Linked DNA regions of Mus musculus: region 1 is linked to region 2. A link is a loop called in an ENCODE intact Hi-C map of the cell type or tissue named here. Cell type or tissue: heart. All regions are shown on one strand. Each heading gives the region's core, and the rest is flanking DNA. Links, peaks and the distances in the headings are about the cores only.

Region 1 (15,464 bases), core at 3,657-11,656, 49 kb before region 2:
AAGTTAAAGCACTGAGAATGCTTAAAGATAATGGAAGGCTAGCAAGTTTATTTAGTTGGTTGTTTCTTGGGCAAGTGTGCAGAACTGAATTCAGATCTCTAACACTCAGTAAAAATCCCAGGGTGGGGCGGGCAGTGGTGGCACAGGCCTTTAATCCCAGCACTTGGGAGGCAGAGGCAGGCGGATTTCTGAGTTCGAGGCCAGCCTGGTCTACAGAGTGAATTCCAGGACAGCCAGGGCTACATAGAGAAACCCTGTCTCGAAAAACCAAGAGAGAGAGAGAGACAGAGAGAGAGAGAGACAGAGAGAGACAGAGAGAGAGAGAGAGAGAGCGACCGAGCTATCTTTGTCGGGCTCCGGATTTCTTCAAAGGGATTAAGCACCACAAAGGTGAAAATGGACAGACAGCGCCACCTGTAGGTGGTTGTGCTTACTCGTCACCTTCTAAGCCTTTTCTCAGAGGAGGGTCAAATGGCAGACATTTGGTAATACTAGAACATAGACTGTACCATCTTCAGCTGAGTACTCTCTACGGAAAAGCACTATCCATACATGGTGCACACACTCGGGTCCTCCCATGCCAGCATGGAGTGTTCTTTGGCTGTTATGAGCATGCGTAATACTTAAAAGACTCGACACCAAAACCTGGGAGATGCTTCAGTGGGAAAGACGTGCACCTCCTAGCCTAAAGACCTGGGTTCAATCCCCAATACCCAGTGGAAGGAGACTCGGGAAAGTCGGCTTCCGAATTCTAGAGCCATGCTCGACAGCATACGAACAGGGCTCACTGATATATAGATGGACAGACAGGCAGATGGATGGATGGATGAATAGATATAATGTAGTTAAAAGAAAATAAAGACGAGGCACCAATGGACTGCTACAGTGTGCTAGAAGTCAGCAAGTGAGAAGAGAATAGTTTCAGATTCAGCCTCTGTCCGCGCAGAGCATTCCTAATGCTTATTTTTAAGAACAAAGTGTTAGACCGTCGTTTGACCCCTGTAAGAGGGTAGTGACAAAACACAGGATGCTCTGAGAGAGGGGCGGGCAATCAGAAGAGACCTGGAAGCGGTCTAGAAGCTACGGTTCCTAGAACCGACCTCCGTCCGCTCCTCCAGCTGGTCGGTAGGTGTCGCTGTTGCTGTAAAGTCCGTGGCTGCTCTTAGAGCCATTTTGGGGGATGCTGAGGCTTTGGCTCTCATCAAACCGCATCAGTCTGGTGGAGACAAGTAAGTCAAAGTCTTCTAGAGCTGCTGCTGTTACCAGGAAGCAGCAGGGACAGCCCCGAGGGGTACTGATCGTCCAGCTCTCCTGGCTGAAGGATGACCTCGGTTCCTCTGCACCCTAAAGACATTTTTTCTGGCATCTTGCTCAAAGTCAAAAGCTCAGCTTGGCATGGCAGACGAGGTGGCACATGCCTTTAAGGCCAGCACTCGCAGGAGGCAGAGGCAGGCGGATTTCTGAGTTCGAGGCCAGCCTGGTCACCAGAGTGAGTTTTGGGACAGCCAGGGCGACACACAGAAACTCTGTCTTGAAAAAACAAGAACAAACTAGTTCAAACAAAAAATTAATATGTTCGCCTTGGATAAATTCTTCATAAGACATACAAGGAAAACGTGCTGTGTCTCGTTAATGCACTTTGTCTTTAGCCCCTCAGTTAACACAGCCCAAAATACCAGGTGGCAGTTTGCCTACAGGAACCCTCTTACACCTGCCCTCCTCTACCACCATTGCCCCCCGAAACTGATCTGAAGATGCAGGAGGAGACTGACATCTTGAGAAGGCCAAAGAAACAGAGCAAAAGGAAACTCCTTGCACAGCTGCTGAGGTGGCGGCACTGGCCTTTGCCCAAGAGGCCAAAGGTTTTAAATTCAGACTCCATTTCAGAGAACCTGACCTAAGTTTGAACTCGGGTAAACTAACAGGCTGGTACCTAGCATGAGTTTCCAAGTTGCCCCCCAACAAAACCTGAGCCTAGCTCCAGTCTCTAGGTTACACCCCCAACAAGACCAGTGTCTCCAGGTGATTCCCCCAACAAACCTGCACCCCAGGTTACAAGCCCACCCCCTGCCTAAGGACCACCAATGCAGAGGGAGCAGAAGCACTCCCAGCACCAGCCAATTATGCTAAAGGTCACAGGAGCTTGCCAATTAGATGCTTGCACACACACTCCCTGCTTGCTGCTTACTCTAAAGTCTTGCCCTGATAGATATTCCGGGCTCCCCCACCACCAAAACCGTTCTTCGTGACAGTGGGGGGGGGGAGCTAGCTCGAGAATAGAATAGAGACCCTGCTGTGAGTTGCATCAGATCAGCTCCTGTGTGTGTTTTGGGGATCACTAACTTTTCCCTGGCACATCAGCCCTAGGCTGGCCCAGCACGCCCCTCAGACTCTCACTGGGGACCCAGGTAGAAAGCACTAGCATTCCTTTAACAGTTAGAGCATTTGTAATGGTGAAAATGTCCTCCCAGCTACATGGCATTTCATTATTCTATGGGTATAACTTTGACTTTGTCAAAAATAGCCCCATGTTCCACCTGGTATTCACTAAGAGAGAACTCCAGGCACAACACATTGTTTGCATGAACTAAAGTCCTCCGGTGGCAGCAGGTGAAGCTCAGTCGTGCCGATGTGTTCATGTGAAATGTTTAAAAACATAGAACTGAAAAAAGTCTAAAATAATAAAATACAATAGAAAAAAAAATGTAAAAAGTGCCAGTTGTGGTGCAGCAAACCTTTAATCCCAGCACTTGGGAGGCAGAGGCAGGAGGATTTCTGTAAATGTGAGGACAGCCAGGGCTACAGAGCAAGTTTCAACCCAGCCAGGGCTACATAGGGAGACCCTATTGGGTCTCATATATATCTACACACATATATCATGCACATATACATGCATACACATACACACATATTAACATGCACACACAAGCACACACAGTCACACACATACACACATGTATATCAACATACAAGCACACAGACAGCATATATATATATACATATACATTCATAGTATGTATATACACACATGCACACACAAGCAAACTCACATATACACACAAGCACACACAGACACATGTATATACACATGTGCACATATGTATAGACACATGCACATACACATATGCACATACACAGACACATACATACAAACACACACACAGGTAAAATACATACACAAGCACATACAGACATGCATATACATACATACACACATATGTATATGTACACATGCACACAACAGACATTCCTGTATGTACACACATGCATAGATGTATACTCACATATACATATGTGTGTATATATATATACGTATATATATATATATATATATATATATATACACACATGCATATACATGTGCACACCAATGCTCTCACATACATGTATACACACACCTGTACATTTGTGATTAGCTCTTGTTATTAATGTGATGTGTGGTCCCCTGCTCCAGTGTACTGAGCTCCTATGAGCCCCTAATAAAGGTGTCAGTAGTTCAAAAGGGCTTTTAACACATTTTAGTGGACATTTAACAATATATAAACTACACTCGTAAGGTCACGTTATTACCATACTTTGACTTGAAAAATAACTTTTATGCTTTTTTTATAAGCAGAATGCTTGCTTATCTGTAGTCTTGGCTCTTCATTCAAGTAAGATTTTATGTTCCGTATTTACCGCCAATTAAAATTGTATAGGCCAGGTATGGTGGCACATGCCTTTAATCCCAATACACAGGCAAGCAGATCTCTGTCAACATGGTCAACATAGCAAGTTCCAAGACATCAAAAGTTACATAGTGGCTGGGTGTTTAATCCCAGCACTTGGGAGGCAGAGGCAGGCAAATTTCTGAGTTCGAGGCCAGCCTGGTCTACAGAGTGAGTTCCAGGACAGCCAGGACTACACAGAGAAACCCTGTCTCGAAAAAGAAAAAAAAAAAAAAGGGTTACTTAGTAAGATCCAGTCTCAAGCACACACACACACACACACACACACACACACACACACACACACACACAGAGACACTCACACACAGAGACACACACACGCACACTGGGTGCTTTGTTTTCCTGGCTTAGATAATGAGCTAGGCTTCTATGTTCCTTCCCTCAGAATAGCTAAGAAGTGATAACATGTGTGCTCATTTGCGTAATCACCTTTCCACTAGCTTATTCCTGGGTGTTTTGCCTACACGTATGTATGTGCACGTGTGTGTGTGTGTGTGTGTGTGTGTGTGTGTGTGTGTGTGTGTGTAGCCACAGAGGTCAGAACAGGGCATCCAATCCTCTGGAATTATAATTACAGACCATGGCAAGCCACCATGTGGATGTTGGGAATCAAACCCAGGTCCTCTGCATGAGAAGCCAGTGCTCTTAGATGCTGAGCCATCTCTCCAGCTGCTCTCATGCTGATTTTCATGTCTAGCCTAGGCTGGCAGGAGTTTATGGTTTTCCTGCTCCTGCCTCCCAGTTACTGGGATTACAGCTATATTATATGCCAAAATATTTTGCCTCCTTTTTAGTTTCTTTAAAAAATATATAAACTTCTTTTTTTTTAAAATATTTTATTTATTATTAGCATATATGATGGGGGTTAACCATGCCACAGTATGTTTGTGGGGTTGATTCTCTATTTCCATCTTTGCACGGGTTCAAGGGATCAAACCCAGGTTGCCATGCTTGTGTGACAAGCACCCTTACCCCTGAGTCATCTCACCAATCTCTGAAATATTCAGATCTCGGTGCACGCCTGTCATCCCAGCACAGTGAGGCCAAAGCAGGAGAATTTCTAGTTCAAAGCCAGCATTGGGCTGCATAGGAGGTTCTAGGCCAGCTTTTGTTATATAGGGGACCTTATCTCAAAAAGAACTTGACTCAAATGTTTATGTATTTATTTTGTTTATATTTTTGTTTGTTTGTTTGAGACAGGGTTTCTCTGTGTAGCCCTGGCTGTCCTGGAACTCACTCTGTAGACCAGGTTGGCCTCAAACTCACAGAAATCCACCTGCCTCTGCCTCCTGAGTGCTGGGATTAAAGTCCTGTGCTGGGACACGTGAGAAAGGAATGACTCTTTCTCACAATGAACAAGTCAAATTGAATGTCTTCACGTGATAATTGGTCATTTACAGCTGTCACCCTTGGTGTGTAATAATACTAAGGTATTCCTCTTCTTTTTAAAAATTAATTTTTTACATTTATTCATTCTTTAGGAAGGAGGGGCATGCATGACATGGCACACACGTAAAAATCACAACCTGTGGGAACCAATTCTCCCCTCCCCCCCAACAGGAGTTCCAAGACATGAACTCAGATCCTTAGATTTGGTTGCAAGCACCTTTGCCCTCTGAGCCATCTTGCAGGCCCTTCTTTGTTTTTAAATTAGTATACAAAGTGATGGCCTTTATTGTGGTAGTTCATACTGTGTTTCTGGTGATCCTCCTCTGGCATCTCCTTCTTCCATCTTCCCTGACCCTCCTTGGACCCTTAAACCCCTCCAAAGTGTCCCCTTTCCACTCTTGTGTCACATATATTTTGTTACCGTCTTTCTCTCTCTTATTTCCTTCCTTAATACCTCTCTCTTCTTTTCATGGCTTTGTATACACATATATAAAAATTCAAATATAGGATCTGCAGATGAGAGAAGATACGGTACTCCCCTCTCTGAGTCTGAGCCACTTCATTTAGTAAAACTGCATGTCTACCTACTTTCTGGAAAGCGTCATTATTTTATCTTCTTGCTTCTGAAAAGAATTCCACTGTGTCTATGTACCACATTCCCATTGTCCAGTCTGTAGATGAATTTCTAGGCTGGTTCCATCTAATGACTCTTATGAATAATGCAGTAACAGGCACAGATGTGCAAGTCGTTGTAGTAGGAGTTAGGCTCTTTTGGGTTGGCGCTCAGTTGAAACTACCTCTCTGACCTAACCTAGAATCCACGGGCGTGGCTAGAGACCTCTGGTTGCTGGATAAGGTGATGGAGTGAGCCAATGAGAAAGAGACAGCGCCAAATCTGGCTACTTGAGCCAATGAGATGCTGGGAGAGGGTATAAAGGTTTGCCCAGTTCCTTTAGCGTGTGTGGTTGACTGCATCTTCTCACTTTCGCCAACGGCCAACGTCCACATGTGCATCCCGGGGAGTGATTTCAGGTTGTCAGGCTTGGTATGAAGCCCTTTTATCAGCCGAGCCATTGCTCCTGTGTTTGGTTTTGTTGAGAAATCTCCATAGTGACTCCCATAGTTGTCTGCACCGGTTTCCACTTCTCCCGCCAGAGGGATCCTCTTTCCCCACCGCCTTCTAGCATTTGTTGACATTTTTTCTTAACGATAGCTATTATGACTGGGATAAAATGGGTTCTCAAAGTAGTTTTAATTCACATTTCCTGATGGTGAAGCAAGTTGAATTGAGATTGAACCCTTGCAGCTCCTGCAGAGGTTCCCAGAACCTGTGTGGCGGCTCACAACCGGCCACTCGGTTCCCGGAAATCCAGTATCCTCTCTGGCCTCTGCGGTCTCACGCACACAGGGTGCACATGCGTGCATGCAAATAGAACATTCAAATACATAAAAATAGCTCTTAAAATTGAAGTTTTCCTCGGGAGGCAGAGGCAGGCGGATTTCTGAGTTCGAGGCCAGCCTGGTCTACAAAGTGAGTTCCAGGACAGCCAGGGCTACACAGAGAAACCCTGTCTCCAAAAAAAAAAAAAAATGAAGTTTTCTTAATGAATCTTTCTTTTTAAAAATCTAGAGAAAATTGAGCTTTTAAAAATTCTTTTTTACCCTTTTGTTTTGTTTTGTGTTTTAGACATTGTCTCTTATTAGCACAGGCTAGCTTCCAATTCCCTAGGCAGTGAAGAATGACCTTGGATTTCTTAACCTTTATAGCGCACCACATCTCGTTTATGCAGGGGAATCTGACCTGGGGTTTTATGCCTGCCAGGCAAGCACTCTACCAATTTGAGTCATATCCCCTGTCCTGAATTTTTCATATTTAAGACTTAAAAGATTTGGGGAGATCAGCTACATAACCATCCGGCAGCTTGTTAGCCCTGCGGTGGGCCCACACTGCACCCTGGCCTGTGAGGTTCCCAGAGCCTCTGCCTGTATGTCCCAGATGTTGGAGAAAGGGGCGAGCAATGCCTTCGAGCTAGTTCCTGGCTCCAGCCCAGGTCCCCATCTGACAGCCTGGCGAGAACCCCGTGGTTCCGGGCTGGCTTCCCTGCAGCTAATGTGGTCCAGCCGTTCCTGGCGTTTGTTATGCTTGGGCAAGTGTCGGATGTGGAGGTGTCCGTAAGATGATGCTGAGCTTTAAATAGAGCCGAACCCGTGGTCCAAGACCACCAGAAAGCCATGGAAACCGTCATGCCTCATCCCTCAAAGAAAACTGCAAATGGGAAATCCCAGCGTTCCCAGAGTTGGCTCCTCGCCCTAGAAAGGAAAATATCGAGTTGTTAGTCTTTTCTCTTGGGGCAGGGCTGGAATCAAACTTGTCTTGACTTTGAGCTTCTGATCCTCCTGCCTCCACCTCCCCAGCGCTGGGATGCAGGCACTCGTGAGCACCCCTGGTTTCTGTGGTGCAGGGGCTGAAGCCAGGGCTTGGTGCCTGATAGGCAAGTACTCCAGGGACTGAGCTCTGTCCCCCAGCACCAGGTAAATCAGGCACGGTGTATGTGGCTGCATCCAGGCGCTTGGCCCTGTTCTGCTTTCTTATGGAACCCTGTGCTTGTTTCTTTCCCCCTTGGGACATTTTATGTGTGTTTGAGGCAGGATCTCATGAGCCCTGAGGCCAGCCTTGAATATGCTAAGGAGCCCAGGAGGACCTTGAACTCTGGTCCTCTTACCTCCAACGTGAAAGTCCTGAGATTATAGGCATGAAACACGCACCTGGTCCCTTAGGAATGTTTAATGACCAATTAAACGATGAAATAGTTATGTAAGTATATGTTTCTGGGGGAATCTCAGCTATTGTAGCTATGCATGCACAGTATAAATTTTTTATTAATTCTTTAGTTGGTGTAAAATAATAGATTTCATCATGACATTTCTTATATAATATAGGTATATAATTATACTCAGCTCCTGTTTTCACTGTGAATAATATAATTTAACGGTGTCTGACAAGGACTTGTAGCTTGGGGGATGTGTAAAAACTTTTAAATAAATAATTTTTTTTAACTTGGACTTTTATTTTGTTTGCTGGTTTGACTTTTTCAAGGGTTTCACTCTGTAGCCCAGGCTTTCCTGAAGCTCGCTGTGTAGCCCAGGCTGTCCTGAAGTTTACTGTATAGCCCAGGCTGTCCTAGAACTTGCAGTGATCTTTGACCCTCTGCCGCTCAGGTGTTACAGGCAGGAGTCTGGCCGTTCATACTTTTCAGATTTCCTTCTTTCATCTGTAACTTGGGCCCTTGGATGTTTTTGTTTATATTGTCAATGTAAGGTTTACAGTAGATCAAGGCCACTAGAGCTGCACTGAGGCTAGGAAGGAAGGTATGAACTGCAGGGGTGGCTCCAAGAGAAGGGAGAGCAGCCAAAGGGAATTGGGTTTTTATAGAAGGGAGGTATCAAGAGAGCATTACAGCAGAAGGGAGAATCTGCAAAGAAACTGTCACAAACAGAAAAATTTCTGAGGGACCCCTGGATACTAAGATAACAGGATGCTGTGGGAGGGCTTAGGGGAGCAGAATGCTGGGCCAGATTCCTGAGACTGCAGAATACACAGTTTTTATTCCTCAGAGGTTAGTTCCCTCTTGGCAGGGACTTGAGACCCAAAGAGTCAGAAGGCTGCAATCTTGGGAACCTAGGAAAGTAAGATTTGCGGCCTCTTCCTGCCCCTCTCAGCACAAGGCCAGATCTGCTGGTGGGAAGGTGGATCGGAAGGATAGAGGCTTAAGCACATAGACCGGTCTCCCATCCAAGTACTGCCCAGGCCCAGTCCTGCTTAGCTTACAAGAGCAGACAAGATTGTGCACAGTCAAGTGGTAAGGCTGTAGACAATATATTTTTCTTCCTTTTTTTTTTCCATTTCTTTATTTAGAAACAGGGCCTCACTTTGTAGCTTAAGCTGGCCTTTAGCTCACAGTGAACCACCTACTTTTGCTTCCTCCTGACAGCTGGAACTAAAGGCAAGAACCATTACATCCTGCTTTTAGAAGATAATTTAAAAATAACTCAATTATTCCCCTAATATGTATAATCTCTTCAATAATGATGGTGATTGTATTAGGTCCTTCTCTGTTACTGAGATAATAACCATGACCAAGGCAACTTAGGAAGGAAGGGTTTGCCAGGAGGAGGCACACACCTTTGATCCCAGCATTGGGAGGCAGAAGCAGGTGTATCTCTGAGTTCAAAGTGAGTTCCAGGACAGCCAGGGCCACACAGAGAAACCCTGTCTCGAAGCAAACAACAACAAAATAAGCTCATCGCTATCACTGGGAGTGGAACGGCAGAAGGCAGACAGGCATGGCTCAGGGGCTGGAGCTGAGATCACATCTTCATCCACAACTAGGAAGCAGAGAGAGCAGAGGGGAAGCTGACATGTAGCTTTTGAAACCCTTGCCCCCACCCGGTACCACATACTTCCTGCAGCAAGATCACACCTCCTAATCCTCCCCAAACAGACACCAGCTGGGGACCAAGGCCCAGGGTTTGTGAGGACATCTTCAAACCAGGACAGCACTAACATATATTTATTTATTTTAAAGATTTATTTAAAATATTTATATATTTATTTTACGTATATGAGTACACTGTAGCTGGTTGTGAGCTATCATGTGGTTGCTGGGAATTAAATCAGGACCTCTGCTGGTTCTGTCCCTCCGGGCAAAAGGTTTATTTATTGTTATAAGTTATATGTATATAAGTACACTGTAGCTGTCTTCAGAAGCTACCAGAAGAGGGCGTCAGATCTCATTATGGATGGTTGTGAGCCACCATGTGGTTGCTGGGATTTGACATCTGGCAGAGCAGTCGGTGCTCTTAACCTCTGAGCCATCTCTCCAGCCCAGCACTAACATTTATAAAATGTACAGAAAAGGATGTAAAACATATTGGAGAAGAGGAATAGATAAATTCAGCTGGATTATGGATTGCTTTTTGGTGTATAACAAACATCGCAGCTTCTTGCTAAATAACAACGTTGTCATATTTATAGTACAGTGACAATGAGGGAACTCAGGGCTTCATGATTTCCAGGCAAGTGTTCTATCACTGAGCCACACCCCCAACACTGAGAAGAGAATTTTTTTAAACTTTTTTAAAAAATAAGATTTATTTATTTTATGTATATGAGTAACACTGCTGCTGTCTTCAGACACACCAGAAGAGAGCATCGAATCCCATTGCAGATGGTTGTGAACCACCTTGTGGTCGCTGGGAATTGAACTCAGGACCTCTGGAAGACCACTGAGCCATCTCTCTCCAGTCCGAGAAGATAGGTTTTAATGTTAGAAATTTCATACTTCTGCTGTCAGAAGCCATCTAGGAAAGGCTATATGGCAAGCAAGCAGGTTTTCTGGAGATGGTCCACCATTTTGCATGGCTGAGATGGGTGAGCTCTGAGATGCAGGGTCCTCAGAGACTTCAGCCCAGGTTTGCTTCTCGGTGCTGAGATGCCTTTCCTGTCACTGTTACATGGCCTAATGATTCTGGGCATCAGCCCACCCTATTGAGTGATCTCCTGCAGGATCAATAGGAAGATGTACTTCCATGTAGTAATGCTGTGTAGGCAAACTGATGATTTCATAATTCCTGAATTGGTACAAGTAATGTCAAGCCCTCTATAGAATATACGCTGCAGATAGAGCTCTGTACACCTTCATGTGTCCTGAGCTGATTGCACTCGAAAAAGAAAGCAGGCTTGGAACACATTTACAATCAAGGAAATCATTCCTTCTAGGCTAGGAACGAGGCCTCTAACTGGTGGCTAGAAACCAGACAGTAAATGTTTAGTCAGGTACTCGTCTTAATGGAAAGACATGTAAACAATTCTGTTATAACTCTTTAAGCCTTATTGATCTATGACATGAGCTATTGCCTTAAACTTACTATGAACTTATGGAATGTAAAAATGCTTAGAAAACCATGTGACCAATCATCTGCAGAAGGCATGAAAACTAAGAACACCAATAAATTGGTGGTAGAGCCCTTTTCTTCTTCATCCAGGATGCGTGTGTCTATGTGTGCCTGACTCCCTGCCTTCCTTCTTTCCTTCCTTCCTTCCTTCCTTCTTTCCTTCCTTCTTTCCTTTCTTCCTTCCTTTCCTTCTTTTCTCTCCTCGTCTTTTCTTTCCTATCCTTTTCTTTTCTCTCTGACCCACAAAGAGTTAACAAACTCTGAGCCTCTTGCCTGGCCAGTGAGGAGTCCCCAGTCAAAGAGAAAAGAGCCCAGGTAACTAAGTTCTTCTTCCCCTCTGCTTTCAGCTGGAGCCACAGCCTTTGGCCCTAGTCACCATACCCCTCTCTGCCTTTTACCAGGACCGTGAACATCTGGGGGCACCTCAGCTTTCCAGGAAGCCTCAACTATCAGCGGCTTTCTAACCAGAGCTAACCACAAGCCTGTTGGGATGATGTAAACCTGTAACCCCTGACCTCCAAAGTGGAAGTAGGAGACTCAGAGTACAATGCTAGCCTGCACTATATGAAACCCTGACAAGAAAGAAAAGAATGGGAAAACTCAGAACTTTTTTTTTTTTTTTTTTTTTTTTTTTTGTGGATTTTCAAGACAGGGTTTCTCTGTATAGCCCTGGCTGTCCTGAAACTCATTTTGTGGACCAGGCTGGCCTAGAACTCAGAAATCCGCCTGCCTCTGCCTCCCAAGTGCTGGGATTAAAGGTGTGCGCGACCACAGCCCAGCTCAGAAAATATTTTTAAAACCCCCCATTTGTTTAATTTGTTTAACCTAGTTATCTATCTATCTATCTATCTATCTATCTATCTATCTATCTATCTAATCTATTTTGGTTTTTTTGAAACAGGGTTTCTCTGTGTAGCCCTGACTGTCCTGGAATTCACTCTGTAGACCAGGCTGGTCTTTGAGATCTGCCTGTCTCTGCCTCCCGAGTACTGGAGTGCTGGTGTTGAAAGTGTGCACCACCACCTTCCAAGTTAAAAGATGTGTTTAGGGCTGGAGAGATGGCTCAGTGATTAAGAGCACTGACTACTCTTTCAAAGGTCCTGAGTTCAAATCCCAGCAACCACATGGTGGCTCACAACCATCTGTAACGAAATCTGACACCCTCTTCTGGAGTGTCTGAAGACAGCTACAGCATACTTATGTATAATAAATAAATAAATCTTTAAAAAAAAAAAAGATGTCTTTACTCTTATATGTAAGAGAGTTTTGCCTGCCAGTGTGCCTGGTGCCTGTGGTAGTCAGAAAACATTAGATCACCTGGAACTGGAATTACAGGCGGTTGTGAGCCATCATGCAGGTTCTAGGAACTGTCCTCTGCAAGAACAGCTAGTGCCCTTAACTGCTGAGACATCTCTCCATTCCCAGTTTTTTAAAAACAGGACTTCAGTATAAACTCCAGGCTTGCTACAACCTAAAAGCAATGCTTTTGCCTCAGCCTCCTGAATGCTGGTGTCACAGCAGTGCCACCGGGCCTGGCAATTCTGTTTTCTTTGAGTGATTTGCTGCTGATCATGTTCTCATTAACCGTGTGCAAGATTTTTGATTTTGTATCATCACCTTGCATTTTAAGTAACATTGGTGTGGTGGTTTAAATAGGTTTGCCCCCCATAGACACCATGATGATAATGGACTGAACTCTGAAACTGTAAGCCAGCTCCAATTAAATGTTGCCCTTTATAAGAGTTGCCTTGGTCATGGTGTCTCTTCACAGCAATAAAACCTTAACTAAGACAATTGCTTTTAAAAATCATATTTCGGGCTGGTGAGATGGCTCAGTGGGTAAGAGCACCCAACTGCTCTTCCGAAGGTCAGGAGTTCAAATCCCAGCAACCACATGGTGGCTCACAGCCATCCATAACGAGATCTGACTCCCTCTTCTGGAGTGTCTGAGGACAGCTACAGTGTACTTACATATAATAAATAAATAAATAAAACTAAAAAAAATCATATTTCATATGCTTAGAGGTTGATTGCACCTGTATTTTATTTGTAAACTTTTGGAACTCGCTCTGTAGACCAGGGTCACCCCAAACCTGCCTCTGCCTCTGCCTCCCAAATGCTGAAATTAGAGGCATGCGCCAACACCATTGGCCTTAAACTTTTTTTTAAAAAGGACAGTTTTGTTGGATGGGGTTATGCACCTTTCATCCCATCACTTGGAAGGCAGAGGCAGGCAAATCTTCCTGTTCCAGTCCAGCCTAGTCTACAGAATGAGTTCCAGGATCTCCAGAGCTACGCAGAGAAACCCTCTTGAAAAATAAACAAATAGACAGTTTTTGAGGGAGTCAGTTCTCCTAGCTCCACTGTGGATTCTGGGACTAGAACTCAGGTCGTGACACTTGTGTGACAAGTGCACTTACCACTGAGCCAACTTGATGACTATATTTTTTAAAAGTTTTATATCACATTTACCAACTTTAAGAAATCCCAAGAGCTCAGTTATAGTTTGGTGGTAGAGTGCTTGCCAAGGGAGAACAAGCTGCCAAATTTAGACCCCAGTACCACAAAAGCAATAACAAAAATTAATATTTTTTGACAGTGTCCTGCAAGCACTGTAGCTCAGGGTGGTCTTGAACTCACGATGCTCTCGTCTCAGCTCCTGGTGTGCCAGGATGCCAAGTGTGTGCCACTCTGCCTAGCTACCATGGTTTCACTTTGATCACTCAATGTTTTCAGGCCTTAAAGTAAATTGTGACCAATTGATTTATTTATATTTTTATTTTATTTTATTTTATTTTATTTGAGGAGAAGCAATCTTTTGAGCCAGGGTATAGCTCAGCTGTAGAGTGCTTGTCTAGCATACACCAAACCCCAGGCTTGACAAAAGAAAACCCCTCAACAGACAGCCACCGTCCCCTAAATATGCAAATAAAAACAGGATTAAACATTTGATAGTTTTTCTTTTTCTTTATTTTATGGGTGTTTTCCTTGGGTGTATGTCTGTATACCATGTGCACACTTTGTCCGAGGAAGCCAGAAGAAGGCATCCGATCCCCTGAAACCAGAGTTACAGGTGGTTGTGCTAGGAATCAAACCCAGGTCCTCTGGGGAGCAGGCAGTGCCGGTTGGCATCGCCAGCTCTGTCTGAAGGTTTGATCGTACTTACCTAGGTAAAAGCCAGCAGGTTTGCAACAGGGGCTTGTATTCCTGCATCACGTTTCTCAGTGATGAGTTTTCAGTGCCACACACACCAGGCAGGCATAACACCACCAATCCCCATTTCCGTCTCGTTTCCCGGGGGACTCTGAACACTCCGTAACCTTCCTGCGATCTTGATTTCCACTTTCCTTTCCGGCTTTACTGTTAAACGCCTGGCTTCTCTGTTTGTATGGAAACCGAATACCCTTTAAGAAGGCAAGCTTCTTGCTCTATTTACATATTTGTTCCCTTGTTTGTTTGCATTTGAACAAGCAGAAAATGAAATGGAAAGACCGCCCTCCACAGCAGAGGCAGACCGGCTGGGAGGCAGTGGCCTTGGTTCATGTATGCTGGCCTGACTGCCAGTGTTCTAAAATGACTTTAAAATCCCCTCATTTCACTGCAGGGGAAACTGAGGCTTCGGATAAGAGAAGCAACTGTAGACTAGTTAGAGTCTGCAGTACTTAGTCTAGGACACAGGAACGCTGAGGAGCTGTTAGCGAACTGCACTTCTCAGTGTCTGTGGAGGTGTTTCTAGACAAGGACGGACCAAAATAGGTTAAGGCTTGCTGTGAATATGGGCAGCAAAACCCAGAAAGTCTGCAGCGCCCAGGGAAAAAGATGGGCGTGGCTATGCATGCCCGTGACGCAGCGCTGTGGGCTTTAGAGACAAGAGAATGCTTGCTGCTTGCCAGCCAATCCCGGGTCAGTGAGGGAGGGACTGTCGCAAGGAAATGAGGCGAGAGGGCTATAAAGCAGGAAACCCACCTTCTCTGCCGGTGAATACACACACACACACACACACACACATACACACACACACACACACACACGCGCGCGCGCGCGCGCGCCACACAAACACCCCCTCCCTCCCTTGCTTCCTCTCCTTCCCTCCCACCCCCCCACCCCCGCCCCCGCCCCCAACACCAGCTTTCATGTTGTTTAAGGTCATAGCTCTGTGACAAGCACCCTTACGCGTCATGACTGGTAGCTTTTCTTCTCGGATCGAACCCACGCTGGTCCAGGCTACTGTCTTTAGGGGCTATCAGAGGACAGGGAAACTGAGCTGCCTCTAGGTTAGCTGCAGTTGGGTTCTGGATCTGATCTGACTCAAAGGCATTTACTGGCTTTCTTTCCCCCCAGTGATAAGGAGATCGCTGTCAGGCCTCCCCATGCAGTAGCAAAATGTTATCA
Region 2 (15,464 bases), core at 4,338-12,337:
TCGGCTGGTCTTTACTTATTAGATCCTCTAAGTAAATGTATACACGTATACATGCATACATTTATTTACAATGTTGATGAATAAACTGTTTAGGGCACACTGTACTAAAACCACGGTGGTCTCTTGTGCACAGAGCTGTAAGATGATTTAGCTTTGGGCCTAAGGTTGTTGTCAGTGACGGGGAGGGAGCGAGTACCAGATGCGGGTCAGGTGTCCATCAGGGTGAAGGGCTGGAGTTCAGCGTCACTGAGAAAGCTCCTTGGTGGGTTTGTTATGTTGACTCAGATGGCGCTTCTGGGGACCATGGAGACTCTGCCAGCCTTGGCGCCATCAACCCTGCCTACAGCAACTCATCCCTCCCACATTCCACTGGAGACTCTGAGGAGCCCTTCACCACCTACTTTGATGAGAAAATCCCCATTCCTGAGGAGGAGGTCAGTGGCGGTCCATGCAGGGAACCCTGTGTCCTGGGGAGAGCAAGGGCAAGTTCCGCTCTCGGCACTCATCAGCCGCAGGTCTCACTTAGGCAGCCAGTCTCTGACAGCTACATTTTTTTGCATTATGGGAAGGCTTTAGACACGGGTGCTGAGTGGCTTTAGTGAGCATGGTTTGTTTTATTTATTTATTTATTTATTTAGTGTATATGAGCACACACTGTAGCTGTACAGATGGTTGTGGGTCTTCATCTGCTTGTTGGGAATTGAATTTAGGACCTCTGCTTGCTCCAGTCAACCCCACTCGCTGCAGCCCAAAGATTGATTTATTATTATAAATAAGTACACTGTAGCTGTCTTCAGAAGAGGGCGTCAGATCTCATTACAGATGGTTGTGAGTCACCATGTGGTTGCTGGGAATTGAACTCAGGACCTCTGGAAGAGCAGTTGGCGCTCTCAGCCGCTGAGCCATCTCTCTAGCCCCTGTGTTCTTCTCTTTCAAGTGTGGTTTTGCTCCTATGTGGGAAGTGGGTGGGTTCAGTTTGGACCAAGTTGCTTATGGAGAGCAGATAAAGGAAGGACTCCCACTGAGAGAAGAGGCCATCTTATTGGTAAAAAGTGGACGAACTGGATGTGAAATGGGGACTCGCGCAGAGCCCACCCTGGCCCTGTGCCACTGGGGTCGCTCCGTGATGTGTGATAAAATAGAGACGTTAGGACGGGTGACACTCAGACCGCTCTCCTCTCTCCTTTATAGTACTCTTGTTTTAGCTTTCGTAAACTCTGGGCGTTCACGGGGCCTGGCTTTCTTATGAGCATTGCCTACCTAGACCCAGGAAACATCGAATCTGATTTGCAGTCTGGAGCAGTGGCTGGATTTAAGGTGAGCTACAGTTTTACCCTGGCTGAAAAACAAATTTTCATTGTTGTTATTGTTACTGCTGTGGATGGACTCTTGGACTTCGTGGGCTATCTTGGATGCTTGCTGGGCTCTCCTTGTCAGGCCCTTGCTGGGCTCTCCCTGTCCTTTTGAGCATTCATTAAGCTCTCACGTCCCCCTTCTCTTGCTCTCTCTCTCTCTCCTTTTTTTAAAAAAGGATTTATTTATTTATTTATTATATGTAAGTACACTGTAGCTGTCTTCAGACACACCAGAAGAGGGCATCGGATCCCATTACAGATGGTTGTGAGCCACCATGTGGTTGCTGGGAATTGAACTCAGGACCCTGGAAGAGCAGTCAGTGCTCTCAACTGCTGAGCCATCTCTCCAGCCCCTGGCAGTCTCCAACCTCCTGTCTTAGTTACTTTTCTAGTCCTGTAACAATGCTGTGACCAAGACAACTTATAAAACAAAACAACTTAATTGGGCTTAGAGTTTCAGAGGGTTACAGCCCATGCTGGTGGCAGCAGCACCGCTGAGAGCTCATCTTGATCACCAGACAGGAAGCAGGAAGGACACTGGGAATGGCCCTCAACCCTCCCCTGTGCACATCCCCCCCAACAGGAGCACACTTTGTTCCTTGCAAGACCGTTCCACCAATAATTCACACATGTGAGCCCTTGGCCATTCTCACTCTAGTCAGCACACCTCCCTACTGTCCCCATCTGAGTACACAGGTCTGCATTGGCAGCGACACCTGTGTGAAAAATACTGCGTGGTCTTTTGTAATTTCCTTAGGAGAGACAGCAGCTAAGAGACACAGAGATGCAGTCGCCTCATAGGTCACCTTAAAACTGATGCAGAGCTCGGGTCCATATTCCTGACCTGGCTTTGTCTTAGCTGAGCTGTCTCCCAGCTGCCCAGTGGGCATTGGGTGTGTCTCTCCTCAGCTCCCTAATGAGTGTTGGCTATGTCTCCTCAGCTGCTCTGGGTGCTCCTCTTGGCCACCATTGTGGGGCTGCTGCTCCAGCGCCTTGCAGCGAGACTTGGAGTGGTCACCGGCTTGCATCTTGCTGAAGTATGTCACCGTCAGTATCCCAAGGTGAGCAGCATGTTGTCCTGATTGTCTACTAACTTGGAGGAATCAGTGTGTCTGGCATCATATGCTGGTCTCAATCCGCACTGAGCAGTAGAGGACTTGGGGTCAGTGTCCCTGGAACTAGTACTGAAGGAATCCTCCCACCTCTCTCGCTGTCAACCCATGTCTCTACCTCACAATCTAACATGGGACTCAATTTTTTGTTGTTGTTTTGAGATAGATTCATGTAGAACCCTGTACTTAGCCAGGATGGCCTAGACCACCTAATGTCTGTTTCTGCTTTTTAGAGTTACAGGCGCACAGTTTCCTTAGTAAATTCTGCATGAGAAAGCATTTACCAGTCACTCTTGTTTTTGAAAAATATGTTTTCTTTTAATAAAGTATATGTTATAAGAGCTTTGGGTTTGCTGAATATTATCAGCTTATTCTGCCTTGTTTCTTCCTTCTGCGTGCCTTACCACCACCTATGTGAATGACTGCGATTGGAAGACCCTGGGGGCAGGTGGTCCTGCAGACTAAAGTCAGGCCCGTGGCTGAGAACAGTTTTAAGTTAGTTTATCTTGGATATGAAGCGGGCCTCCCTTGAGTGTGCCCTGAATGCTGAAGTCGTTTCTGACTGTGAGCATGGTGGTTTTGTGTTGTGGTTTTTCTTCTCGATTCTCCTAGGCTGGTTGGTTGGTCAGTCAGTCATCAGTCAGTCAGTAAGTCTGTCTCTGTGTATGTCTGTCTAACTGACTGTCACTCTCCCTCTCTGTAGCTTGGGATGTTCTTGAACCCTTGGTCATCCTGCTGGATCCCAAGTGTTGGTGGTGTAGGCGTGGCCACCATGTGTGATAAATTTTTACCAATGTTTTAGAAGATTTTGCTGTTTTATAATTCCCTTTAGTTTCTTTTTCTTTGTGCACATTTACTAGGTAATGTGACAGGACACTTTTTGTATTTAGTATCAGCAGGCTTTCTAGCGCCAGTAAACCAACACTAACTCAGTTTGCCTTTCCACTCATCTGCTGGTCCAGAGCTAGTTTCCTTGTTTGCTGTTTTCTGTCTATTCTGAACGTTTACTCTGATCACTTTTAAAAAGAGACTTATTTTTATTTTGTAAGATTGTATGTATGTATGTATGTATTTCTGTATGTGCATATGAGTGTGGCTGTCTGCAGAGGTTCAAAGGCTGGAGGTGGGGTGGGTGGAGGCTGGACCCTTGAAGGAATTGTGAGCTGCCAGACATGGGTGCTGGGAGCTGGTGTTTAGTCTTTTCATCTTCTGCAAGAGCAGTACATGCTTTTAGCCACGGAGCCATCTTTCTAAGCCAAGCCCCTTCAATACCTTTTTCACTTTTTGTGTGTTGTTATTAAATTCAAGATGATAAAGTCTGTCCCGTGTTTGTTTTATAGTCATAGTTATGGGCGAGTTAGAGGCTTTAATTTCTCATTTCTCTCTTGACTCCCATTTTGAGCATATTTGTATATTTATTTTCCTCTGTAGCTTTTTAGCTTGTTTTTAGGCAAGAGAGTAAGTGGGAAATGATGAATAGAAACCCCATTCTTCTCCTGAAGAGCTGGGTTGGCTCCCTGACCCTGCTTCACAGTCTCCCACAGGAAGTACTTTTCTACTCTGTGGCTGTGTAGGGCTGAGTTCTGGGAGTTCTCCAGTCTGTGACAAAAATCTGAATTCTGAACGGAGAAAGTTCTTATCAGAACCACTCTTTGTTTTGTAGGTCCCACGGATCATCCTGTGGCTGATGGTGGAGTTGGCAATCATTGGTTCTGACATGCAGGAAGTCATTGGCTCAGCCATCGCCATCAATCTCCTGTCTGCAGGAAGGTGGGGGTGGGACTTCCCTCTAGAACATTGTCAGTACTAAGCTGGGTTCCAAAGCCAGAGTGGAAATGAAAAGCCAACCCTTTAGTGTTCAAGGTTCAACTAGTCTGGAGCCGCCTTATCTCCCAGCAGACGTAGCATGCATCTTCCATTCCCTGGCTGGGTTGTATGCACTTCTATTTAAATGGAGGATGCAGCGTTCTGTGGCACAGTTAATTATTTGCAAGGCTGCTTATTCCACTGCACAGTGAGGTCCTTCTGCATATGATGTGTGCTTTTCAGCTGTGTCCCACACATCTGACACAGCAAGCTCTCAGGGAGAGCTCCAGTGGATGGGCTTCAGCAGCTGCCGCCTCTCAGCCACTGTTGCTCCTCCTCAGGACCTAGCTTTCCCTGGTGTTTGGTGTTGGACAGGGTGTGAAGAAATCGTCCCTGGGTTTTTAGTCTCTCTTCTTGTCTCTAACCCAGGGTCCCCCTGTGGGGCGGAGTCCTCATCACCATCGCAGACACTTTTGTGTTTCTTTTTTTGGACAAATATGGTAAGGCCTGGGGCAGGTGGGTGAGTCCCAGCCGGCAGCTTCGGCCACACGGCTGTGGGGAGGACTGGCCTCCCTGCTCACTTCTGCACTTCCCCCTCAGGCTTGCGGAAGCTGGAAGCGTTTTTTGGCTTTCTCATCACTATCATGGCCCTCACGTTTGGATATGAGGCAAGTGCTGCAGGCTGTTGGTTAACTGTTTAAAACAAAGCTTCATTTTGTCTCATTTGTAATCTTTTATTATAAAAGCAATAATGGCAGAATCAGCAAAAAGCCAGGTACTTCTGGGCTGCTCTGGAAGGGATATAGTCTATGGCAAGGATTCATGTGCAAGAAGGCCTGAGGAGACTTTTTGGGGCATCAGAAATGACTAGACTCCACAGAACCTTTCAGGAGTGCAGTTTTTGGTCCGAGGTTAGCCACCCTGACATAGAACAGCTTTAGAGTGGGTAACGAGGAGGCTGTGGGGTCATTGCTGACTGCCAGCTCAAAGACACTCTGTTTGTGCTTACCTTGGCCAAAATTAATCACAGCCTGACTTTCCTGTATTAAAGCAGTGATGGTGAGCTGGACAGGGCGGTGCACACCTTTTCTGCTCAGGAGCTGGGACAGCCTGGTCTCTGAGTGTGAGGCCAACTTGATCTACCTGGAGAGTTGGATCCAGGGCAGCCAGGGCGCAGAGTAAGACAAGAAACTATTGATGAGGTATAGGTGACAATGATTTTCTTGGCTTGTTCCTTACCCATCCCTAGGGATCAATACCATTATTTGTACCCTTTTTAATGTCCAGTTGTTATAAACTGGTTTTTACATATGGGCCTGCTTAGACATTAAACAGATATCTAGTCTGTGAGGTTAGTTTTCCCAGATTGTCCCAAGAGAATTCTAGCCTGTCTTTCAAGAGGAATCCTGACCCAAGAGGAAGTTGGAGTGAGCAGTGCTCGGGAACAACCTGAGCCCCACCCCTGCACACCCATGTGCTCAGAGACAACCTGCCCCCTCTTCCCGGCACCCGTGTGCTCGGAGACAACCCACTCCCACATCCTCACAGCAGGCAGCATCGCTGACTTCCAGATGGGCAGAGAAGAGCAGCGTGGGGTAGACCTGGACTGTAGTTGCTGGGCCTGTGTCGGCAGCTACAGTGATGCAGATAACGGCAGCCAGACCTTCCCTAGCTCCTTACCTCAGAACACTGTGTTCTCTGCACATCTTCACTGTACTTTTTAAAGTGTAATGTAACATATTCAGAAAATACAGGACTGTATTTTCCTCTGAGCCCCATATTAGTTATCTTTGTGTAATTGTAACCAAAATACTGTGGAAAATAACAGGAGGAGGGAAGGTCTGTTTAGCTAGGGTTTCGGAGGGCTTGGTCTGGCCTGTAGTTCCTTGGGCAGATGTGTGTGGGAGACTCTACCTCAGTGCAGACAGGAAGCAGGGCATGGCTTGCCCCCATTGACCTACATCTAGGTAGGCTACATCTGTCAGTGTTTCCACCACCTCTCCAGATAGTAAAGGCAGATAGGGCCCGAGTCCGGTTATGAGCCTGTGGCAGGCAGTTTATACTCAGACCACATCAGCCCTTCATTCCATTTCACTGATGATGCTGAGGTCAAACTCAGGGCCGTGCGCATTCTGTTGAGTACTTGCCGACTCCATATTCTCCATATTCCGGGCAGTTGTTACAGAAGGTGGGGACTAGTAAAGGCTGCCAGTGTCTGCCTAGGACTGTTCTCCCACTTCGTGCTGCAGTGAAGGCTAATGGTGTTGTGTTGCTGTATAGTACATTACAGTGAAGCCCAGCCAGAGCCAAGTACTCAGGGGCATGTTCGTGCCGTCCTGTCCAGGGTGCCGCACCCCTCAGGTGGAGCAGGCGGTGGGCATCGTGGGAGCTGTGATCATGCCGCACAACATGTACCTGCATTCTGCCTTAGTCAAGGTGAGCCACGCCCCTCGGCATCTACTGTTAGAGCTCTGAAGGAGCAGTCCTTCTCAGGCTGGCTGGCCAGTGTTTACCACCAAATTGACCAGGAAATGTGACCCACAAAAGGCTGGGCTAGTGTTCTTCAGGGAAGGCCTGGAAGTCTTGAGGTGGGGAGGAGGCTTGCCCAGCAAGGCAGGCAGGTGCTCCTTTGCTGAGCCTTGGAGGTTAGTCCAATAGCCATGGCTGAGGTTAGTCTGTGGTCCTTCCACAGTCTCTGGGCGCTCAGGAGTCACATGGTCACTGGCTCCCCCATTTGGGAGTTGTGCAATGTTTTCAAAGGTCAAGGAGTCCCCGTGACTCGGAGCTAAGGCCTCTTTTTCGTCTCGTCGGTTGTCTGATCAGACTTTCAGCTGACTGCAGACTTCTGAGTTGTTAGAGACTTTGTGCCTCTGGTGGAAATGACCACCGCTGCTCTCTCTCTAGTCTAGACAGGTGAATCGGGCCAATAAGCAGGAAGTGCGGGAAGCCAATAAGTACTTCTTCATCGAGTCCTGCATCGCGCTCTTTGTTTCCTTCATCATCAATGTCTTTGTCGTGTCCGTCTTTGCTGAAGCATTTTTTGAGAAAACCAACAAGCAGGTGGTGAGTGCCAGGGTCGTGGGTGGGAGGTGAGTGCCATGGTGAACTGCATGCTGGGGTGGGGCAGACAAGAGCAATGGCCTGGAACCCAAAGGAATCTGTCTGAAGCCTAGGTGTCACCCACTTATTTGTTACAGTGCAGCCAGTCTGTGGTGGGGGCTGTGGACGCCTGTTGGGGGCTGGGAGGAGCTGGCCTTGGACTCACACTTGCCTCCCGCTTTCATCCTGGCATTTCTGTTCCTTCCTGTTAACTTCTGCCAGCCTGTCTGCTCCTCCTAATGGTTGAGCTGAGGCCAGGTTACAGGGAGTCCTCAAAACAGAAGCACAGGCTATGCAGGACAAGACTCGGGTCATTTAGAATTCTGTGTCCTCTTAATTCCTGCTGCCTACGTATTTTGTTAGTTTGGTTTTTCTTTGAGTTTTTTGTTTGGGGTTGAATCCAGGACCCTGTGCACGCATGTACGGTGGTGCTAAAGCTGGCGTTCCACCTCCGCCTCGCCCAGTCCTACCTAGTCTTACCTACCACTCTTTATTCTACAAGACCTTTGACCCCTGCTTGTGTCTGACTCCTGACATCTCTTACGTTTGAAGCCTTCTTGATGCTTTGGGATAGTAAAGCCTCGGGAAGGGTTGCAGGCGGCTGTGCAGTCGGCAGTGCACCGGCAGTGCACCGGCTGTGCCTGCGTCGTGGCCCTCCTGGGGTGTGACCTCCAGCTTGTCTCACAAGACAGATAAGGGACCTCTTATCTGGTTCTTATTTCTGAAATATAAATTGTTCTTAAACTGCTTCGGGTTTTAGGTTGAAGTCTGCAAAAATAACAGCAGCCCCCATGCTGACCTCTTTCCCAGTGACAACTCTACTCTGGCTGTGGACATCTACAAAGGGGTAAGCGTGCTGTTTGCACTCTCTACTTTGGGGGAGATGGTAGCATAATCTCTGGCCTCGGAGTTCATTTCAGATCTGAGCATAGCTCCTGAGTATTTTATTTTGGGGGCCCATATGCCAGGAACATATTTGGGGTTCTGTGAGGGCCGAGTTGGGGGTGGTAGCTGGTAGAAGTGGGCTGAAAGGCTGCACAGTGGGGACACTGAAGTTGTGCAGGTATTGATTGGAATGGCAGAGGAGGAGCTTGGTGAATTTGGGTCACTAGCTCTGCTGGGCCCAGCGATCCGTTGTGACCCCAGGAACAGAGTGCACTGTCTGTCTGTCTGCCTGCCTCCCTCCATTTCCCAGAAAGGAGCATCGAGGAGCTTGTTTTGGGAAGTGTGAGCTCTGCCTCCTGAGTGTGAGCACAGAGAGGAGGGAGGGCTGGGCTGAGGGATGCAGGGCACCAGCAGAGTGAGGTCAGAAGCCCCCAGGTCTGACCAGAGTCAGCGCCCCTTTGTGCAGTGCCCAGCATGATACTTGGTGTGCGGGTGTTCCCAAGCAGAGGGAGGTGCTGCAGAGGGCTGCTGCTCTGGGTGTTACCTAAGCAGGTCACTGACAAGCCTGTCTCTCCCTCCTTCTCCCAGGGTGTTGTGCTTGGATGTTACTTCGGGCCTGCAGCTCTCTACATCTGGGCAGTGGGGATCCTGGCTGCCGGTCAGAGCTCCACCATGACTGGAACCTATTCTGGCCAGTTTGTCATGGAGGTGTGTGCTGGGGTGAAATAGAGGGAGCTTGCACAGCTTGGAGTGTCTAGCCCCACGCTTCTGAGGGTTCCTGACTTCCCCAGGCATCTCTCTCTCTGTCACATTCAGTCACCAGCTTCCATGCTTCCTTCCAGGGATTCCTGAACCTAAAATGGTCGCGCTTTGCCCGAGTGATCCTGACCCGGTCTATCGCCATCATCCCCACCCTGCTCGTCGCTGTCTTCCAGGATGTGGAGCACCTAACGGGGATGAATGACTTCCTGAATGTCCTGCAGAGCTTACAGGTGAGCAGGGACCCGGGGAAGCCCGTGCTGCACGTCGCCACACTGACTTACCCTTGGGTGAGTGCCAAGCCTCACGCTGGAACCTGGGAGCTAGGGGTGGCTGAGGGGAAGAAAGGGGCGTGGAGGTTCATTAGTGCAGATGATGAGCTATGCTCAACATGCACGTCGCAAGGTGGGGCCACCAAGACGGCCCAGTGGGTAAAGTGCTAGCTGTGTGGTTGTCCAAGCTTGAAGGCCTAGATGTGAGCCTAGGAAGAGGCAGTAGAGGGGAAGACAGTGTCTCACAGGGTTGACCTCTGACCTCCGCATTCAGCCGTGGCATGGGCATGCCCATCCACCCGTCCCTGTCTGTCTGTCTGTCTGTCTGCCTGCCTATCATCTCCCCTCACACACACAGATAAGTAAATTAGTGACACTTAAAAGTCCACTGATTAGTGAGCCTTGTAGCTCATTAATGCAGCAGGGTAAACCATTAATTGAGTTCTAAGAACACTGCTAAAGCCTGTGGAGCTTACGAGGCAGTCGCATCCAGTCTGTTACTTATCTCTTCTCATTATGTGTGCTGCGTGTAGCCTTGCTACCCCACCTAAGCTCTGGGAATGGACCTCGCTACCAACCCCCACCCAGACAATATTGGATCCACGGATAAAAAACAGACACACACATTGCTCAATTTCAACTTGCCTTTTTGGCACAGTTGCTGGCGTTATTTATCTCCCATCTGGAGAAACCTGCCCTTCTCAGTGCTCTTAGCTCCACACTGCTTCACCTGCCCTCAACTTTTTTTTGGTTTTTCGAGACAGGGTTTCTCTGTGTAGCCCTAGCTGTCCTGGAACTCACTTTGTAGACCAGGCTGGCCTTGAACTCAGAAATCCGCCTGCCTCTGCCTCCCTAGTGCTGGGATTAAAGGCGTGCGCCACCACGCCCGGCCCACCTGCCCTCAACTTAAGCTGCTCAGTTACATTTAGTTTCAGCTCAGCATCCCAGCCACCTGCCTGTAGAAGTGGCCTGTGGCTACTCTGCCCAGGAATCATATGGCTGCTTCTTGGCTTTTCTCCAAAGCATGACAAACTTTTCTCCTGCATGTCTCTTGCCTCTGGAGACTAGGAAGTCCTGCCTGCTCATCAGCCCAGCAATTGGCCCAGGGCTTCTTTACCGATAGATCAAGAACCAATAGGGAACAGGACCTTCGTATCAGAACCCCCCCTGCATAATGATTATCAGTGTTTTACCTTTGTGTGTGTGTGTGTGTGTGTGTGTGTGTGTGTGCGCATGTGCACGTGAGCGTTCATGTGAGTGTTCACGCACGTGCGCCTGCACCTAGAGCCAAAATTGTTGAGGAGAAGGCGTCAGCTCCCCTAGAACCGGAGTCACATAGACAGCTGTGCGCTGCTGAGTTACAGACAGCTGTGCGCTGCTGTGTGGATGCTGGGAACTGAACCTGGGTCCTCTGCAAGAACAGCCCAGCAAGGGTTCTTAAGCACTGAGCCGTCTCTAGTCCCCAGTGTGTTGTTTTTTTGTTCAAACAAAGGCACTTAAGATCATGATTAGTGCTGGATTAAAAATAATGTTTGGCCCAGGCGAGGTGATCGGAATAGCTGTTACTTGTGGTATAGGTAAGACAGGGCTTGTGATTGCTTTCTGTGAACCGTGCAGTGTCTGTGGTACTCACGTACTCTGGGAAGCAGGGATGTCACGTGACAAAGCTTCCATGAGGAGACCGACACGTCTGCGTAATCCCTCTGACACGCCGTGTAATCCCTGTGATTCTGTTTTCCAGCTCCCCTTTGCTCTCATACCCATCCTCACGTTCACAAGCCTGCGGCCAGTGATGAGTGAGTTTTCCAATGGAATGTGAGTACACTTGCCGTCTCCAGAAGGCCCTGGGAGGGATTTTACCCAGGAGGCAGTGGGAATATGTCCTAAAGAGCTATGTGCTTCCAGGAGCGATCGCTAGCTGCTTCCTCTGTGGCTTAGAAAGAAAACTGCAAGTGTGAGCTTCAGGAAAGGAGGACACACTTCCTTCAGCCCTCAGCCCTCCAGCTTCAGCTGCTAATGTTCGAATTCTGTGTTAAATTATCCAAGAAAGGCACAGGCTGGTAATAGTGTGCACCTTGAAGTGATCTGTGGGCTATTGGAGAATTAGTTATTAGTATTTGTAGTACAAGCAGCTACAGGCTGTATTCTCATTCCATTTCTGCTGCTGTGACAGACACTCTGCCGACAGGCAGCACAGGGAAGGGTTATTTGGTTTGCAGTTCCAAACTACTCCTGCCTGTCATTCTGGGAGGAGCCAGAGCAGATGCAGACAGCTAGTCATGTGACATCCACTGTCAAGAGCAAAGGGAATGAATGCGCCCTTACTTGTGTGTTTGCTCTGAGCTAGCTTGCTCTATCTTGTGTTAAGTGTGCACTGGCTAGGCAGTGGTGCCTCCCAGAGTGGACTGGTCAGTCTAACATCAGGCTCTACAGATGTGCCACAAGCCGGCCTGGTGTTCCCAAGTGGTTCTTGTGTGTGACAAGATGGCAGTTAAAGTCTGTACTAATCAGTACAGATGTCCATGTGACCGGCTAGGTTTCAGAGGTCCGTAATTGTCACCATGTTAGAGGTGGTGGGACCTGCAGAGCGGGGCCAGTAAGTGAGGCAGAGTAAAATAAGGCAGAGCTTTATTCAGAGCCTCAGACAGTTTAGACTCTAAGGGTTAAGAATTACAAAGTTCTCACGGCTTCAAGCTGTACACAGTCAAGGACCACCAGAGGTGGCAAATGCATGCTTTGCCTTAGAGCAGTATAAAGGGGAATTTAAGCATTTAGTGAGTGACCAACAGCAGGCAGTAGTGAGCGATCTGAAGGAAACTCACTCCACCCACTACACCAGGGAGGAGCACAAAACCATGGTCAGTGTTCGTTCGCAGGAACCGTCCTGGGTCTTGAAGACCCGGCCACATATTGTGTCCTTGGCCTGTTGTCACTTCTCTCAGAGCTCTCCTCACATGACTCCATCCCTGGACGAGTTCCTGCATACAGTGAATGGCTTGGTGCATTTCTGACTGCTGATTTCTAGGGTCTTAAATGCTAGGTTTCTGTGCCACAGAAAAGGCTCAGAGGATAAGCATGCTTGCAGCACAAGCCCGGCAGCCTGAGCTGCATCTCTGGAACTCATAAGTGGGGAAGGAGAGAACTGGCTGCATGTGCGCGCTGCGGCAGATGTGTGCCCACACGGTGCACATATTAATAGGTAGTTAAAGACCCGTGTGTGCTGCGGCAGACGTGTGCCCACACGGTGCACATTGATAGGTAGTTAAAGACTAAAGTTTCTGTTTACTCTGATCCCTTCCCTCTGCTTCATCGCTAATCTTGGCCTCTCTACATTTCCCTCAATCCCCGGGATGCAGTTTTCTGTCCACATGAGCTGGACAACAGGCACTTACCGTGCTCTTTGTTTTGCAGAGGCTGGAGGATTGCCGGTGGCATCCTGGTCCTGATCGTCTGCTCCATCAACATGTACTTTGTAGTGGTTTATGTCCAGGAGCTAGGGCATGTGGCACTCTATGTGGTGGCTGCAGTGGTTAGCGTGGCTTATTTGACCTTTGTGTTCTACTTGGTAAGTCCAGTGTGAAGGGAGCAGGGGCACCTATGGTGTCTGGGATGGTCCAAGTGGGACTAACTGTCCTTCAGAAACAAACAGTCCTCAAAGCACTCAGCGCTTTACTGAGGCAGCTTGTATGGCATTGTCGAATTAATGGTTTCTGAAATTTCAGTTAGTTTTTGTTGTTATTGGTACTGGAGATTAAACATAAGGCTTATACAATGCCGGTGTCTTAGTTAGGGTTTTACTGCAGTGAACAGACACCATGACCAAGGCAAGTCTTATAAGGACAACATTTAATTGGGCTGCTTACAGGTTCAGAGGTTCAGTCCGTTATCATCAAGGTGGGAGCAGGGCAGCATCCAGGCAGGCACGGTGCTGGAAGGGCTGAGAGTTCTACATCTTCATCTGAAGGTTGCTAGAGGAAGACTGACTTCCAGGCAGCTAGGACTAGTTTATTAAAGCCCACGCCCACAGTGACACACTTCCTCCAACAAGGCCACACCTAATAGTGCCACTCTCTGGCCCAAGATGTAAACTATCACACCGGGTAACCATTCCAATACCACACTCTACTCTCAACCAGATATTCTTATTTTGAATCATCAAGTATATTTTAGGGTTTTGCTTTTTGTGTTTTGGTGTGTGTGTGTGGTGGGGGTGTGGGAGGAGTGGGTCACTCTCTAGCCCTTGCTATCCTGGAACTCGATGATCTGTAGCCCAGGCTGGCCTCAGACTCACAGAGCTGCTCCTGCCTCTGCTCCCTGAGTGCTGGGATTAAAGACCTGAGACACCACGCCTGGTCTACTTTTGTTTTTCTTCTCTTTCATTTTTTTTTCCCCTTGATTTTTTGAGATAGGACTTCTATGAGTGTCCCTGCGTGTCTTGGAACTCCTCCTATAGACAGGCTGGCCTTGAACTCAGAGATCTACCTGCTTCTGCCTCCCAAATGCTGGGGTTAAAGCTGTGTGCACTACTACACCCGCCTCCTCTTTTAGTCTTTAATACCTAGTATTTTTCTATTTCTGTTGTTGTTTTTATAAGGGTTCAGTATTTAATATCTAAAGGGAATGTTAGGGTGTGTTTGAGAAACAGCATGGCGCAAAGTTGCACAGCAAGTGTAAGCGTTTGAGTTCAGATCCCAGGACCCACACAAAAACACTGCAGTGGTTGTGTGCGCCTGTAACCCCAGCCTTGGAGAGGGGGAGGCAGCAATGGGAAAATGGCTGAGGTCTGCCAGCCCAGCTGTGACAGCCGGAAACATGCATAAGAAACATGTGCGCATACAGATGGCGAGTACAGATGTGTACGCTTCTCAGTCCTCCCCATGACTCCACAAGTGAGGGAGCTGAAGCAGTGAGAGCAGTCTCAGTTATCATCTGCTATCCAGTTATCATCTGCTATCCAGTTATCATCTGCTATCCAGTTATCTGTTATCCAGTTATCATCTATTATCCAGTTATCTGTTATCTAGTTATCTGTTATCCAGTTATCTGTTATCTAGTTATCTATTTGGTGCAGAGGTTTCTGAAAAATACTAAGGTCAGGGATGAGAAACAGCAGACGTTCCGCCATTTCTGCTGTGGAGGATGTTGAAGAGGGAGGCTAGAGTCCTGTTTTCTCTCAAGCACGTCACTCCACACGTGCGGTGTCTCCCAGCGGTGAGGATCTGACTGAGAAGACCCTTGAGTGTGTACTTTAATATGTGCCCTGGATCAGTGTATCTTCCTTTCCTACATGTCGGGCACGCCAGGATATACTGCTTACCATAAGACCTTGGAATTCCAATAACTATGTGTCCTTGGCAGGAGAGATGGCTCAGAGGTTGAGATCACTGGCTGTTCTTCAGAGGTCCTGAGTTCAATTCCCAGCAACCACATGGTGGCTCACAGCCATCTGCAGTGGGATCTGGTGCCCTCTTCTGGGTGTAGGCACACATGTAAGCAGGACACCATATACATAGTAAATAAATACATCTTCTAAAAAAAACATTCCCTTAGGAATTTGGCCAACCTTCCCTTCACTAAAATTGGGTACGAAGATGCTGAGTTGAATGGGGACCCTAAGACTAGTGAGATTGGTTAAGCCCCAGTTTTGAAGATAGAGCTGAGTCTAGATCTTGGTTACTGCTCTTAGCTCAAAGCCAAGAGCCTCACCAGGCAGCTGCCCACTGCTAGTCTGCAGCTGCCCACTGCTTCTCTGCATCCACAGGATGTTTTGACTAGGACAGACAGCCCTGGAGGACAGAAATGGACACAGCTGGGTGTCTGGGGCAGGCAGGAAGCAGATATGCCTCTGCATAGCACTGGACGAGCCTTGCTGTTGGGAGAGTGACGACTGTGTTTTGTATTCCAGGGTTGGCAGTGTTTGATTGCATTGGGTCTGTCTTTCCTGGACTGTGGACGCTCGGTAAGCATCTCGAAAGTCCTGCTGAGCGAAGATACCAGCGGTGGCAACATTAAGTAAACACTGGATCAGTCTGTCTGTCTTTGCAGGGAGCCATCAGAGCCAGTGTGTTTCTATGGTTTACTGTGTGAACATAGCCACAAGTATGTGCTGTTGCACAGACTGCATTTAGGACTCAACTGTTAGTTGGGAAACACTGATGTGTGTGTGTGTGTGTGTG

What was found. Hi-C counts contacts between places; a loop is a spot of excess contacts. Peaks named below come from ENCODE experiments on the same cell type or tissue, not always from the same donor. Only the 100,000 strongest peaks of a DNase experiment are listed, where the experiment ranks them.
Region 1: a loop joins it to region 2, with 2.6 times the contacts of the local background. A loop is called at or near these places in 10 of 42 quality-filtered maps.

The regions. Positions count from the first base shown.
Region 1 is chr15:100,443,211-100,458,674 of GRCm38, reverse strand. The region is part of intron 1 of 5330439K02Rik (a long non-coding RNA gene); the gene reads left to right. Among named protein-coding and RNA genes, the nearest start is that of 5330439K02Rik, 17 kb to the left of the region's middle. In heart, for the core only: no CTCF peak of the experiment used is centred there; a DNase peak (open chromatin) is centred at 7,174; H3K27ac peaks cover 272 bases.
Region 2 is chr15:100,395,053-100,410,516 of GRCm38, reverse strand. It overlaps Slc11a2 (solute carrier family 11 (proton-coupled divalent metal ion transporters), member 2), which reads left to right. Exons shown (of 17, transcript NM_008732.2): 3 at 286-434; 4 at 1,192-1,317; 5 at 2,297-2,416; 6 at 4,131-4,237; 7 at 4,703-4,773; 8 at 4,874-4,941; 9 at 6,554-6,709; 10 at 7,178-7,336; 11 at 8,133-8,219; 12 at 8,846-8,965; 13 at 9,100-9,249; 14 at 11,030-11,103; 15 at 12,700-12,853; 16 at 15,194-15,247. Among named protein-coding and RNA genes, the nearest start is that of Slc11a2, 20 kb to the left of the region's middle. In heart, for the core only: no CTCF peak of the experiment used is centred there; no DNase peak of the experiment used is centred there.